Linked DNA regions of Homo sapiens: region 2 is linked to region 1. A link is a contact called in ENCODE Hi-C or POLR2A ChIA-PET data. All regions are on one chromosome and are shown on one strand. The core of a region is the stretch at or near the end of the contact, and the rest is flanking DNA. Distances in the headings are between cores, read along the strand shown.

Evidence for each region. Hi-C counts contacts between places; a loop is a spot of excess contacts on that map. ChIA-PET counts read pairs that join two places held with the same protein, here RNA polymerase II (POLR2A). Pooled maps may share reads with other maps.
Region 2: a pooled map shows a loop between it and region 1 (3-fold over the local background). The contact joins the enhancer-like site here to the promoter of ERAS in region 1. A Hi-C loop is called at or near these places in 6 of 50 pooled maps. POLR2A ChIA-PET finds 5 or more read pairs at or near these places in 7 of 52 experiments (H1, HEK293, HEK293T and 4 more).

What each region holds. Positions count from the first base shown.
Region 1 is chrX:48,825,257-48,831,289 of GRCh38, forward strand. ERAS (ES cell expressed Ras) reads left to right here and starts at 1,257. Exons shown (of 2, transcript NM_181532.3): 1 at 1,257-1,293; 2 at 3,825-4,613. The coding sequence starts at 3,868. The coding sequence ends at 4,569. PCSK1N (proprotein convertase subtilisin/kexin type 1 inhibitor) reads right to left here. Exons shown (of 3, transcript NM_013271.5): 3 at 5,840-6,033. The coding sequence ends at 6,004. RefSeq lists a silencer at 1,075-1,124 and an enhancer at 5,676-6,033.
Region 2 is chrX:48,943,177-48,950,373 of GRCh38, forward strand. OTUD5 (OTU deubiquitinase 5) reads right to left here. Exons shown (of 9, transcript NM_001136157.2): 2 at 1,014-1,107. Among named protein-coding and RNA genes, the nearest start is that of OTUD5, 11 kb to the right of the region's middle. Within about 2 kb of position 2,819, at least 2 of the 41 ENCODE cell types and tissues checked have a DNase peak (open chromatin) inside an H3K27ac peak, as active enhancers do.

The DNA.
Region 1 (6,033 bases), core at 7-2,506:
AACTAGCAGGAAGTATCCTTACCAGGCCTGTTTCCCCACTGTCTCATTGGCCTGACTGGGGATGGTGGGAGGTCCAGGTTTAACTTGAATGTGGTGGTCATGGTAGCTTCTTGGCAGAAGGGGTGCCTGCCATTGACCACAGGTGGGAAATTGGAGGACAGTCTGAGAGCTGAATTTCTCCCACGTGGTGAGAATTGCTTTGGCAGCTCAAGGGAGTTGGATCTGAGGTTTCCAGGACTTTTCTTCATGGCCACCTTATGATCCCAAGCTGACCACCACAGCCTTACTGAGTCAAGAAGAGGAGGGATGGGGAAGGGCCGGGGCTGCCCCGTTCTTGTTTTGTTTTGTTTTTTGAGATGGAGTCTTGCTCTTGTCACCCAGGCTGGAGTGCAGTGGCACGATCTCGGCTCATTGCAGCCTCTGCCTCCCAGGTTCAAGTGATTCTCCTTCCTCAACCTCCTGAGTAGCTGGGATTACAGGTGCCTACCACCACACCTGGCTAATTTTTGTATTTTTAGTAGAGACGGGGTTTTGCCATATTGGGCAGGCTGGTCTCAAACTCCTGACCTGGTGATCCGCTGGCCTTGGTCTCCCAAAGTGCTGGGATTATGGGTGTGAGCCACCACTCCCGGGCCAGGGGCTGCCCTGTTTTAAGAGCCCTCTGGATGCCCCACCTCTGCTGCCCTCTCATTGATCAGGACTGTGCATGTGGTTGCCATAGCTGCAAGGGAGCCTGGGAAATGTGTAGTTTGACAGGCAGCCGCCTCCAATCAGGGTCTTTCTTCCCTGACAGAATGACCCCTCCTCTGTCACTGTCTTTTCTCCAGAGCTACCAAAAAACCGAGTTGAGGCAGCACAGGCTCTGTGGCCTGAAAGAGCTTCCCACAAAACCGTTCCCAAAGTCAGGCCATCCTGGTCAAAATCTAACACCCAACTCTCCCACACACACACACCACCAACAGGAAAGCAAGGGAGAGGCGCCACAGGGGACACACGGGGAGGTTTGGCCGCCGTCCGTGCACCCCTAGAGGCCGCTGTGGCACCCACGTGCCTGTGCGCAAGCCGCCTGGGGGGGCACGACCCCTTGCTCCCCCGGGGCAATGGCACGGGCAGGGGCGGGGCAGTGGCAGGGGCAGGGGCGCGGCGCAGGGGGGTGGGCGGCCTGAGGAGCCGAGGGAGGGCGGCTGCGCATGTCCACTCCCCCAACCGCCGCCGGGGTGCCCCGGGGAGCAGCGTCGCCCCCCGCCAGGCCTGTCAGAGCGTCCCAGCGCGCCCGCCTCCCCACGGACACAGGTGAGCGAGGCGCCGGTGCCCCTGGCCCTGCCAGGCCTGGGGGTATCCCCGCGCCGGCTTTGGGGGATCGTCCCCCAAGCGCCAAGCCTTCTCCCGGGCGAGCGGCCCCTCACTCGGCCGGCCGGGAGGGGTGTCGGCGCTTGGCTGGAAGCGGGGCCGCCTCACCCGGAGTCGGGATGGGTCTTGACAGGATGCCCGGGCGACGCTGCTCACACCGAGCCCGAAGTGGAGTCCTGGTTTCGGGGACCCTTCCGCACTCCGAGCTTTGCACCTCACCCGGCCTCGTCCGGGAAAGCACGACCTGGCGAGGCCGCCCTAACCCCAGGTCCCGGCCCCTTAGCGCGCCAGCCTTGGTGAGCTGGGCGAAGCCCCCCAACCTGGTCCCAGCGGCTCTGAGCGCGCGGCCACGGGGACCCGCCGGGGGCTCCGCGCCACTTGAGAGGACCGAGCCCCCAATCTCCGGCGCCTCCCGCGGGCTGAGGCCCCGGGCCAGTGCCCTCGGCACGTGCCTCTGCGCCTCGGGCTCCTCCCGGGAGCGGAGCCTTGGGGACCAGGGCCGCGGCCTCCCTGCGCGTCGCGGGGACTGGGCGAGTGTGGCCCCGTCCCGCCAGGCACCTGGGGTGGAAGCTGCGCTCCGCCACTCGGCCAGGCCCCGGGCTTTTCCTTCCTCACCGTCGGCGCCCCCAGACTCCAGCCGCTCAGACCCCGACTTAAGAGGCAGCCTCGACCCCGCCTCTGCCTTCTGACCCATCCCTAAAGATGGCCGGGCACCCCTACAGGACCCCCAGAAGCCGACCTCTCCCTCCACGTGCGCCGCCGCCTCGCCCCTCCCCGCAGTCCTCCAGGTCTTCTTCCTGTCCCCAACCGTCGGGGACCCCCAAGCTCCGTCCTCCGCTTCCTGCTCTCTTTATCCCGCCCCCGCTCCTTCTGGGCCAACGCCGCCAGTGACTATTCCCAGGGATCCCTCAGAGCTGAGGACGCCGCGGCCGCATCCCCATTTGGGACCTTGCCCCGACTCCGACCTCCGGATCTCCAGCTCCACCAAACCTCGAAGCCACCATCCGCCCCCAAACTGCCGCTGCGCCAGGCTTTCGGAGGGGAGTCGTGGCAACAGCCATTAGGATGCACTAAGCAGGGCACTTCCTGAGCCCAAGGACACCGAGGGGCATTCACTGAGTGAATGGGGATGTGCTGCTAATAACTAACACTAATTGACCACCTGCCGTGTGCCCATCCTCTTCGAACATGCAACTTCCTTGTTCCTTATCTTGTTACTGTCTCTTTCTCTCTGCCAGAATCCAATCCTCACAAGGGCAGGGACTGGGGTCTGTTTTGTTAACTGCCATATCACAATGCCTGGCACGAAGGAAGATTCTTGAATTAATGAATGGAGATTAAATTATAATTTAAAAGCCTGGCATGAACTGAGCACCTTCTGCATGCTTATCACCCGCTACTGACATATAGTTCACTTTTTTTTTTTTTTTTTTTTTGAGACGGAGTTTTGCTCTTATCTCCCAGGCTGGAGTGCAAGTGGTGTGATCTCAGCTCACTGCAACCTCCGCCTCCCGGGTTCAAGCGATTCTTCTGCCTCAGCCTCCCGAGTAGCTGGGATTACAGGCGTCCACCACCACTCCTGGCTAATTTTTTTGTGTTTTTATTAGAGACAGGGTTTCGCAATGTTGGGCAGGCTGGTCTCGAACTCCTGACCTCAGGTGATCCACCCGACTCGGCCTCCAAAGTGCTGGGATTACAGGCGTGAGCCATTGTGCCCCGCCCCCTTTTTAACCTAGTTTGTTGTCTCTCACCCCGACCAGAATATAACCTTCATGAGGGCTACAGTTTGTTGTCTATTTATTGCCCAACTCCATGTCCTTGCCACACAGTAGGTTCCCAATAAATGTATGTTGAATAATTAATAAAGACTACATTCTAATGATAATGGCTAACAGACCACGTGATTTACATATTTATTTGGTTTATTATATTATCTGCCTCTGCCTTTTAGAACATAAACCTTCTGGGGGTGGGAATGTTGGGTCCCTACTGTCTGGCAGGCACTGTGCTGGGCTAGGGTTCAATGGTGACCAAAACCGGCAAAATCCTGCCCTCCCTCTGTCATGGGGAGGAACTGCTAATGGGCATGGGGATTCTTTTCTGGGTGAGGAAAATGTTCTAAAATTTACTTATGGTGATAGTTGCACAACTTCGTGAATATGCTAAAACCCGTTAAATTGGACACTAGCTGGCTGAACTTGATGGGATGTAAATTACATCTCAATAAAGCTGTTTGGGAAATCCAGCCTTCACAGTTGTTGATTCGCGTGAGGAGGGAAGGAGAGATGGGGGGACGTGGGACAGGGAGAAAACAACATAAATCATATATATATAGCATGCAAATTGGAAGGTGATCAGCACACAATAGGCATTCAATAAATGTTGAAATAATGACACCCCACTGTCTCCTTGCCCTCAAATGGTCTCCCCTAACGTATCCCCTGTTGTCTTGCTTCTTCTCTTCCCACTTGCAGAGCCTGCTGCCCACGTCTCTTCCCTGAGCTGCCTGCTGGGGTCATGGAGCTGCCAACAAAGCCTGGCACCTTCGACCTGGGCCTGGCCACATGGAGCCCTTCCTTCCAGGGGGAAACCCACCGGGCTCAGGCACGCCGCAGGGATGTTGGCAGGCAGCTGCCTGAGTACAAGGCTGTGGTGGTGGGCGCCAGTGGCGTGGGCAAGAGTGCGCTGACCATCCAGCTGAACCACCAGTGCTTCGTGGAGGACCACGACCCCACCATCCAGGATTCCTACTGGAAGGAGTTGACCCTGGACAGTGGGGACTGCATTCTGAATGTGCTGGACACAGCAGGGCAGGCCATCCATAGGGCCCTGCGTGACCAGTGCCTGGCTGTCTGTGATGGTGTGCTGGGCGTCTTCGCTCTCGATGACCCCTCGTCTCTGATCCAGCTGCAGCAGATATGGGCCACCTGGGGCCCTCACCCCGCCCAGCCCCTTGTCCTCGTGGGCAACAAGTGTGACCTTGTGACCACTGCTGGAGATGCTCATGCCGCTGCTGCAGCCCTCGCACACAGCTGGGGGGCCCACTTCGTGGAGACCTCGGCCAAAACACGGCAAGGCGTGGAGGAGGCCTTTTCCCTGCTGGTCCATGAGATCCAGAGGGTCCAGGAGGCCATGGCGAAGGAGCCCATGGCAAGGTCCTGTAGGGAGAAGACCCGGCACCAGAAGGCCACCTGCCACTGTGGCTGCTCTGTGGCCTGAAGGTCTTGGCCAAGAAATGTAGACCTTTCCCCAGGCCAGGGTGATTGTTCATTTGACATGAGACCCCTGAGGCAACTAGCTTTGAGGGACACATCAGGTATACTAGGGAAAGATGGACATCTCTCTTGTTTTCACTTGGTGAGGGGCTTTTTGGTAACATGGGAGTGCCTAATGTTGCTTTTGTTATGTCAAGTTGAAAGATTTTGTGCAAAATTAAATAAATGGTGTTTTGGGTTTCAAAGCTGCCTCCATGCCGAGTGTTGTGTGGGTGGGAGTGAGACTGGGTAGAATGTTACTTGAGTTGTGAGAATTCTTTCATTCAAGAAATTCAGGGGGAGCCCACTGTGTGCTAGGCTCCGCTTTATATATAAGGGAGGTAGAGGCAAACAAGACACTTAAAAATCCTTGCCCTTATAGATATGGCATCAGGCTAGATAGTGATAAAGGCTACGTGTTAAAGGCAGGTGAAGGAATAGGGTGACAGGTCCAGGAAAGCCTTCTTGAGAGTAGGTGACATCTGGACAAAAACCTGAAGATATCCAGAGGCAGAGGGACTAGCCAGTGCAAAGACCATGGCCACAAATCAGCTGCCACCACAGCAACCCTCAGTATATCCAGGGCCTGGAGCAAGAGTACAGGTAGGCCTCTACACTACATAACTAAATATGTAAACGTTCAGACATTACGAATCAAGCTTTACAAAGTAAATGAAATACACCCTATCCTACTTTGGCAAATACACTTTATTAGTGACCTGGATACCCAGGCTCCAATTTCTCAGCCTTCTCAGAGTTCCCTGCCAGAATGTGCCTGTCTGCCAAAGAGTGTGCCTGTACTGGGGCCTCCCGACCCTCAGTGCCCTCTCCCTTTCTCTCCGCTCTCTCCTTTTCTCTTCCCCACATCAGGAGGTGTTCATGTGTGCCTGCGACATCCCAGCCAGCACCTCAAGCTCTACTCACGTGCCCCACAAAGCCACCCCTTGGCCCTCAGGAGGATGGTCCCTTGGAAGATGATGGTGCAGGCCCTGAAAGTGGCCTCAAAGCCTGGGATCCCCATACCCAAGTGAGGCCTAAAAGGGGGACACAAGATCCGCGATTGTCCATGTGGATGTCTTCCCCTCCACCCCTAGGAGAGACATAGACTGAGCAGGTGATTGCTCTAAAGTGCAGGACCCAGGGTAGAGTCTCCTCTCTCCTGGTCTAAGGGCAACCACCACCGCGGGGAACCACCAGCCCCTAGAAACTGCCACTCACACAGACAAGCACAGAGCTGCTTCAGATCATGTTTATTGTGGGGCCAGGGGGTAGGGATCCTCGGGTGAGAGGGCTGGCTGGCCGGGGTAAGTTGCTCTGGACGTGCTGGCGGGGAGCAGTCCTGGTGGCGGGATGGCGGGGGCACTTCTGGGTCCCAGGGTGCACGGGATCCGGGCAGTGCTCAGGGTGGCAAGAGGCGGCGTGCAGGCAC
Region 2 (7,197 bases), core at 1,569-4,068, 120 kb after region 1:
GGTAGATATCAGAGAACCACAGGGAGGATCAGGTCACATTCCCAGCTTCCCCTTCACCCTAGCACAGGACCTCACAACTACTTGTTGGGTCACAGATTCAGAGCCAAAATGGCCTCAAAGATCTAACTCAGACTGGATAACAGATGGTATTAAGGCATTATTAATTCTGTTAGGTGCAGTAATGGCATTTTGATTATGTTAAAAAGAAGAGAGTAAGTCTGTATCTGTCAGAGAAACATACAGAAATATTTATGAATGAAATGATCCAATGTCGGGGTTTTGCTTTAAAAATACTCTTCTTTCAGGGGAGTGAGAAAGAGTGGGCGGGATAGTGATGAAACAAGGCTGGCCACGTATTGACTATTTTGAAGCTGGATGATGGGTACATGAGGGTTCATCATTCTCTCTACTTTTATATAAGTTGAAAAAAAATTCTATGATATAAGAAATTTGTAAAGATCTAGTCTGATAGCCCCCATACACACAGATTGAGGAACAGAGACCCGCAACACACCAGAGATGGGATCTGGGTATAAACCTAGGGGTCATACAGCCCAGGGTGGCAGCAGTATGCTATGGTTAAGAGCATGGGCCTCAGACTAATCTAACCCAGACACTGAATCCCAACTCTACCACTTATTATTTCACTCCAGACAAGTCACCCACCATCTCTGAGCCACTTTTCTCATCTGACAAATGGAAGCAACAGTAGTCCCTACACTCACCTAGCTTAGAGGGGAATCAAAGAGGTTTCCTGTAGCACCTGACAATGTGTCCCAAAGGATATTATTTTCTTTATCATTCTTCTTGCTGTTATTATGCATATTAATCTTGCACCACTACAATGTCTCAAGACCCACGGCTAGAGGTCAGATACCAACTTGAGGCTGGAGCCTAGAGTCCCTAAAAGATTAGCTAGCTCTGCCTCAACCCTGTCTCAGGGGCTATTCCTGATAACTGGGACACAGCTTAGGGGCAGCCCTAGGCCCTTAAGGACTAAGGCAGAGACTCACCTACAGCCCGGAAGAGACAGGCGCCATCCTCCTTCATCTGCTTGATGATGAAGCCCTTCTTGTCTCGTAGGGCCTTTTCAAACCAATGCTCCTGCTGGAGGGAAGAGGTGGGGGTCAGCAACAGGGAAAACCTGTACTCCCTCCCCAGGGCCCCGACCTCAAGCTCCCGAGAGGCCTAGATCATTGACAGAGAGGACGCTGGCCAAGGTAAAGTTCTCAGCCCTGTTTGACCACTCCATGCATGTGAAGTAGGAGACTCTTTTAGGGAATTAGTTGCTGAGTGAAACTAAGACTTACTTCCAAAAGGGTCCTAGGTGCCCTGAGAACAGTGGCCCCATATGCCTTATGGCTTCTGTTGACCTTGCAGGGCCTGGCCCAGGGAGCCACACTGCCTCAGGCAGCCAGAGACTCAGACCCAGCAAGTGCCTGGGTGGAGAATGTGGCTCTACCTCAAGGAGTTTCATCTAGGAAAGGTGGTGAAGAGGGGGTAACTAGCAAGAGCCTAGATCCTGAACCTGACAAAGGGCTAGAGGATTCCAAGATATGCTGTAGGCCGGGCATGGTGGCTCACACCTGTAATCCCAGCACTTTGGGAGGCCAAGGTGGGTGGATCACCTGAGGTCGGGAGTTCGAGACCAGCCTGACCAACATGGAGAAACCCCGTCTCTAATAAAAATACAAAAGTAGTCAGGCGTGGTGGTGCATGCCTGTAATCCCAGCTACATGGGAGGCTTAGGCAGGAGAATCGTTCGAACCCAGGAGGTAAGAGGTTGCGGTGAGCTAAGATCACCCCATTGCGTTCCAGCCTGGGCAACAAGAGCGAAACTCTGTCTCAAAAAAAAAAAAAAGAGATATACTCTAGAAGGCAAAAGTGTGCAAACAATGTTCTCATCTGTGACTGAACACATTTAACAGATATCTACACATATATACATATGTATGTATACAAACACACGTACACAAAATTGGGAAGGCTAGACAGCAAAATATCCCTAAGTCCTGGTGTTATCAGCGATTTTATTGCACTTTCCCTTTTATAAAGTTACACTAAACCCAAAAAGCTTTGAAAATCAAGTCTTTTTTTTTTTTTTTTTTTTTTGAGATGCAGTCTCACTCTTTTGCCCAGGCCGGAGTGCAGTGGCACTATCTCGGCTCACTGCAAGCTCTGCCTCCCGGGTTCATGCCATTCTCCTGCCTCAGCCTCCCGACTAGCTGGGACTACAGGCGCCTGCCACCATGCCTGGCTAATTTTTTGTATTTTTAGTAGAGACGGGGTTTCACCATGTTAGCCAGGATGGTCTCGATCTCCTGATCTCGTGATCCACCCACCTCGGCCTCCCAAAGTGCTGGGATTACAGACATGAGCCACTGTGCCCGGCCCAAAAGTCTTTATCTAATTCATTTGGCATCATAACCTGACCAGAACTGACAAGAATCTATTTATCCCACTTGGGGTAAATATTCAAATATTTCAATGCAGAAAACATTCAGGTGTTTGATTATGAGGTGCTGCCTCAGACCCTGCTGGAGGTGTTATGTAACACAAAGTATACACACCAGGTAAGTTTTATAAATTGTTTTTTTCCTAAATTCCAAAGCACACCTGGCACCACGAAGGTTCAACTTAAATGAACCTGTACAAATGCCTATTTTTTAATTAAAAAAATAATGACCATATAACCTCTTAAAACATAATTTTCATTTCAAAACAAAACCAACCAGAAGCAGCAGACCTTTCCTGGGCCCCTCACGCCCTCTGCTGGCTACCAGAAGCAGCCAGCCTGACCTAGCAACAAGGCTGCAAACTACAGGATCCCAAGCCTGCTCCTTGTGGACACAGGCCTGCCCAGGGATTTATAGGATCTGGGGTATTAGAGACCAGACATAGGGGCCCACCTATCCGTAAGGCCATTTTTCCCCAGCTCAAGCAAGGGGTGGAACCCATCCCCTAAGAAAGCCAGAGGAGAAGCATCTCTGGCAAAGTTGTAAGCACAAGGTTTGGAACGCAAGAGCTCTGGGTTCCAACCCCAGCTTTGCCACACACTTGCTGTCTGTTATCACTCTCAGTTTCCTATAGAATGGGGGATATGTTGATCTACCGGACAGAGCTGTGAGGAGTTTCAGGACCTAAAGAAGCTTTGTAAATAACGTACCATATACTAGGGGAAGTTGTCGCCAATCACAGAAGGGGAGGAGATCAGCACAGAGATTATGCACAACTGAGAGACCCTCAGAAAGTCCCAGGTGAGTAGCGGGACAGGAGGGGAGGAAGAGGTGACAAGGGAATACCCAGCCAGTCCCATCATCAGGGCCCACACCCCAGGAAAATGTGGCTGGATTTCTAGAGATGACAAAGACACCTGGAAGCCCTTAATGAGCTTCCATGCGCAGCACAAGGACTCCTGTTTGTGCACAACATTCCAGTGGTCCAGGTGTCCCTCCTTGCCCCCAAGCCTGTGGATTAACACACTCCAGCCAGTTATGCCCAAGTCCATCCTGGCCACACATGGTCAGCCATCTCCCAGAGTCATGGGCCTGCCCCAGCCAGGGGTCTCCAGCAGGGATGGTGCAACCACAACTATAGTCCCAAACCTGACACAAGAATAGGTTCTTAAAAAGAAGGGAACACAGCGACTTCCTGGCTTTGGAGAGAGGGGAAAAAGAGAGGAGAAAAGGAGATCAAACAGGAGAGGGGCTCCTACTTATCCATTCAAGAAAGACTTACCAGGTAGCTACTAAGTAAGATACTGGGCTGGGCAGTGAGGACAGTGAAATGAATCAGACTTAGTCTCCACTCTTGATAAGCTCACAAACTACTTAGCAGAGGGGTAGGGAAACAGGTAACCACCACAAGGTATGAACAAGGCTGTGAAAAATGTAAATGCCAGGTGTTGTGAAACAGAAAGAGGCTGGGCGAAGTGGCTCTCGCCTGTAATCCCAGCACTTTGGGAGGCCGAGGCAGGTGGATCACTTGAGATCAAGAGTTCAAGACCAGCCTGGCCAACATGGTAAAACCTTGTTTCTACTAAAAAATACAAAAAAAAATTAACTGGGCATGGTGGTGCATGCCTGTAATCCCAGCTAAATCAGGAGGCTGAGGGAGAAGAATCGCTTGAACCTGGGAGACAGAAGTTGCAGTGAGCCGGGATCATACCACTGTATTCTAGCCTAGGCGACAGAGTGAGACTCTGTCTCAAAAAAAAGAAGAAAAGAAAAGAAACACAGTCATTGGGCCAGGCACGGTGGTTCACACCTGTAATCCCAGAACTTTGGGAGGCTGAGGTGGGCGGATCACCTGAGGTCGGGAGTTTGAGACCAGCCTGACCAACATGGAGAAACCCCGTCTCTACTGAAAAATACAAAATTAGCCAGGTGTGGTGGTGCATGCCTGTAATCCCAGCTACTCGGGAGGCTGAGGCAGGAGAATCGCTTGAACCCGGGAGGCGGAGGTTGTGGTGAGCCAAGATCGCACCATTGCACTCCAGCCTGGGCAATAAGAGCAAAACTCTGTCTCAAGGAAAAAAAAAAAAAAGAAAAAAAGAAACACAGTCATTAAGGCTAGCACCTGAGAGGAGGTGCCACCTGACCAAAGGATTAAAACACCAAGACCTCCAAAAATGCTTGTTAACTGGATGAGAAATGAAGTCACTTCTGCCACGAAGTACCAGGAATGCCTGGAGCCCAGCAATGAATTCAGTAGAGCTAAAGTTCTGGGTAGTACTAGGCAGGTAAGCAGGGAGGACCAGGAAGAAAGATGAACTCATATTAACTGAATACCTGCCCCATGCCAGATGCAAAGGGTGACCTCGTTTAATTTTCCTGACCACAGCCCAGGTGGCAGGAAACATTACCCTCACTTTACAAAGGCAGAAAGGAGGCCAGACACGGTGGCTCACGCCTGTAATCCCAGCACTTTGGGAGGCCAAGGCGGAAGGATCATCTGAGGTTAGGAGTTTAAGACCAGCCTGGCCGACATGGCGAAGCCTTGTCTCTACTGAAAATACAAAAAATTAGCAGGGCGTGGTGGCGTGTGCCTGTAATCCCAGTTACTTGGGAGGCTGAGACAGGAGAATCGCTTGAACTCGGGAGGTGGAGGTTGCAGTGAGCCGAGATGGCACCATTGCACCCCAGCCAGCCTGGGCAACAGAGCAAGACTATGTCTCAAAAACAAAAACAAAAACAAAACAAAAAACAAAAAAACAAAGGCAGAAAGAGAAAGGAGCTGGAGTTTGGATACCAGCAAAGCCTAGTGTAGAGGCAACAGGGAAGGCCCCCACGAGCCACAGCATGGAGGACATACCTTGCAGCCCATCCACAGAATATCCTGGTTTGTCTCTAAACATGAAAGAGACCTGAATAGGCCCCTCGCACTGCAGGGTTTGGGTCCTGGGGCAGTCAAACTGGCATCCAGGCTTGGATCTAGAGGCTGGACTGCTAGCCACCCACTGGCTTTGTCATCAGCAGCCTGAGGAGTTTGGGCTCTGGCCCTTCTCTTTCTCCTTTTGGGGAGAAAATGTTGCTCAGGAAGGGCTAGTAGGGGTGGGGGGTAGGGGATAGCTCAGCCATAGATAAGTTTAAGCTCCAACAATGCCCTGGCCTGAGGAGATTGTGAACCTTGCAAACTCATCGCTGAGCCTATGGGAAAATCCCTCCATATCTTTGAGCCTCCACAAAAAGGCTGAGTAAAGCTCCCTAACACCAGAGGATCCCAGGAGCTGAGGCAAGATTCTGTAACCTAGTGGTCTAAGGGCCCAAGTGAAGTTGGAGCAGGCTGTGGAACCCAACTGACTTAGGTTCCAATCTAGCTCCACCAATTATTAGCCATGTGATGATGAACTGCTCTGAGCCACAGTTTTCCAATCTGTGAATGGGGATACCAAGCCTCCCAATAATAGGGATGCTGGGCAGACTCAAATATTACAGGGCTTTGCCCAGTAAGAGACCACTTAATGAGTTCCCTTCCCTTCCCCAGGAGGGAAAAAAGCCTCTCTAGTAGGCTGATTAATAGCCACGCAAAGATATCAAACCCTAACCCCCCTGGAACTTGTAAATGTTACCTTATAATGAAAAAGGTAGGGCCAGGCGTCGTGGCTCATGCCTGCAATCCCAGCACTTTGGGAGGCTAAGGCAGGCAGATCGCTTTGAGCTCAAGAGTTCAAGACTAGCCTGGGCAACATGGTGAAATCTCATCTCTACAAAAAATACAGGCCAGGTACGGTGATTCACGCCTGTAATCGCGGCACTCTGGGAGGCCGAGGCGGGTGGATCACCTGAGGTCAGGAGTTCGAGACCAGCCTGGCCAACATGGTGAAACCCTATCTCTACTAAAAATACAAAAATTAGCTGGTCATGGTAGCAGGCGCCTGTAATCCCAACTACTCAGGAGGCTGAGGCAGGAGAATCGCTGGAACCTGGGAGGCGAAGGTTGCAGTGAGCCGAGATAGCACCACTGCACTCCAGCCTGGGTGACACAGCGAGACTCCATCTCAAAAACAAATAAATAAACACCAAAAATTAACCGGGCATGGTGGCTCGCACCTGTGGTCCCAGCTACTCAGGAGGCTGAGGCTGGAGGATCACTTGAGTCCAGGAAGTGGAGGGTGCAGTGAGCCAAGATTACGCCACTGCACTCCAGCCTGGGTGACAGAGGCCAGCACTGTCTGAAAAGAAAAGAAAAGCCCGGGCACAGTGGCTCATGCCTGTAATCCCAGCACTTTGGGAGGCCGAGGCGGGTGGATCAACTAAGGTCAGGAGTTTGAAACCAGCCTGGCCAACATGGCAAAACCCCATCTCTACTAAAAATACAAAAATTAGCCAGGTGTGGTGGTGGGCGCCTGCAATCCCAGCTACTCAGGAGGGTGAGGCAGGAGAATAGCTTGAACCCAGGAGGCGGAGGTTGCGGTGAGCCGAGACTGCGCCTGGGTGACAGAGTGAGATTCCACCTCAAAAAAAAAAAAAAAAAGAGAAGAGAAAAGAAAAAAAGTGTTTGCAGATGTAATTAACTTACATTATTAAATCTGGAGATGGGGGGTTATCTTAGAGTATCAGGTAGGACCTAAATGCAATCACAAGTGTCCTTATAAAAGAGAGACAGAGGGAAATTTGATACAGACAGAAAAGGAAACCACATATACAGAGAAGGCGATGGTGAAGATGGAGGCAGAGATTAGAATGATGCAGTCAT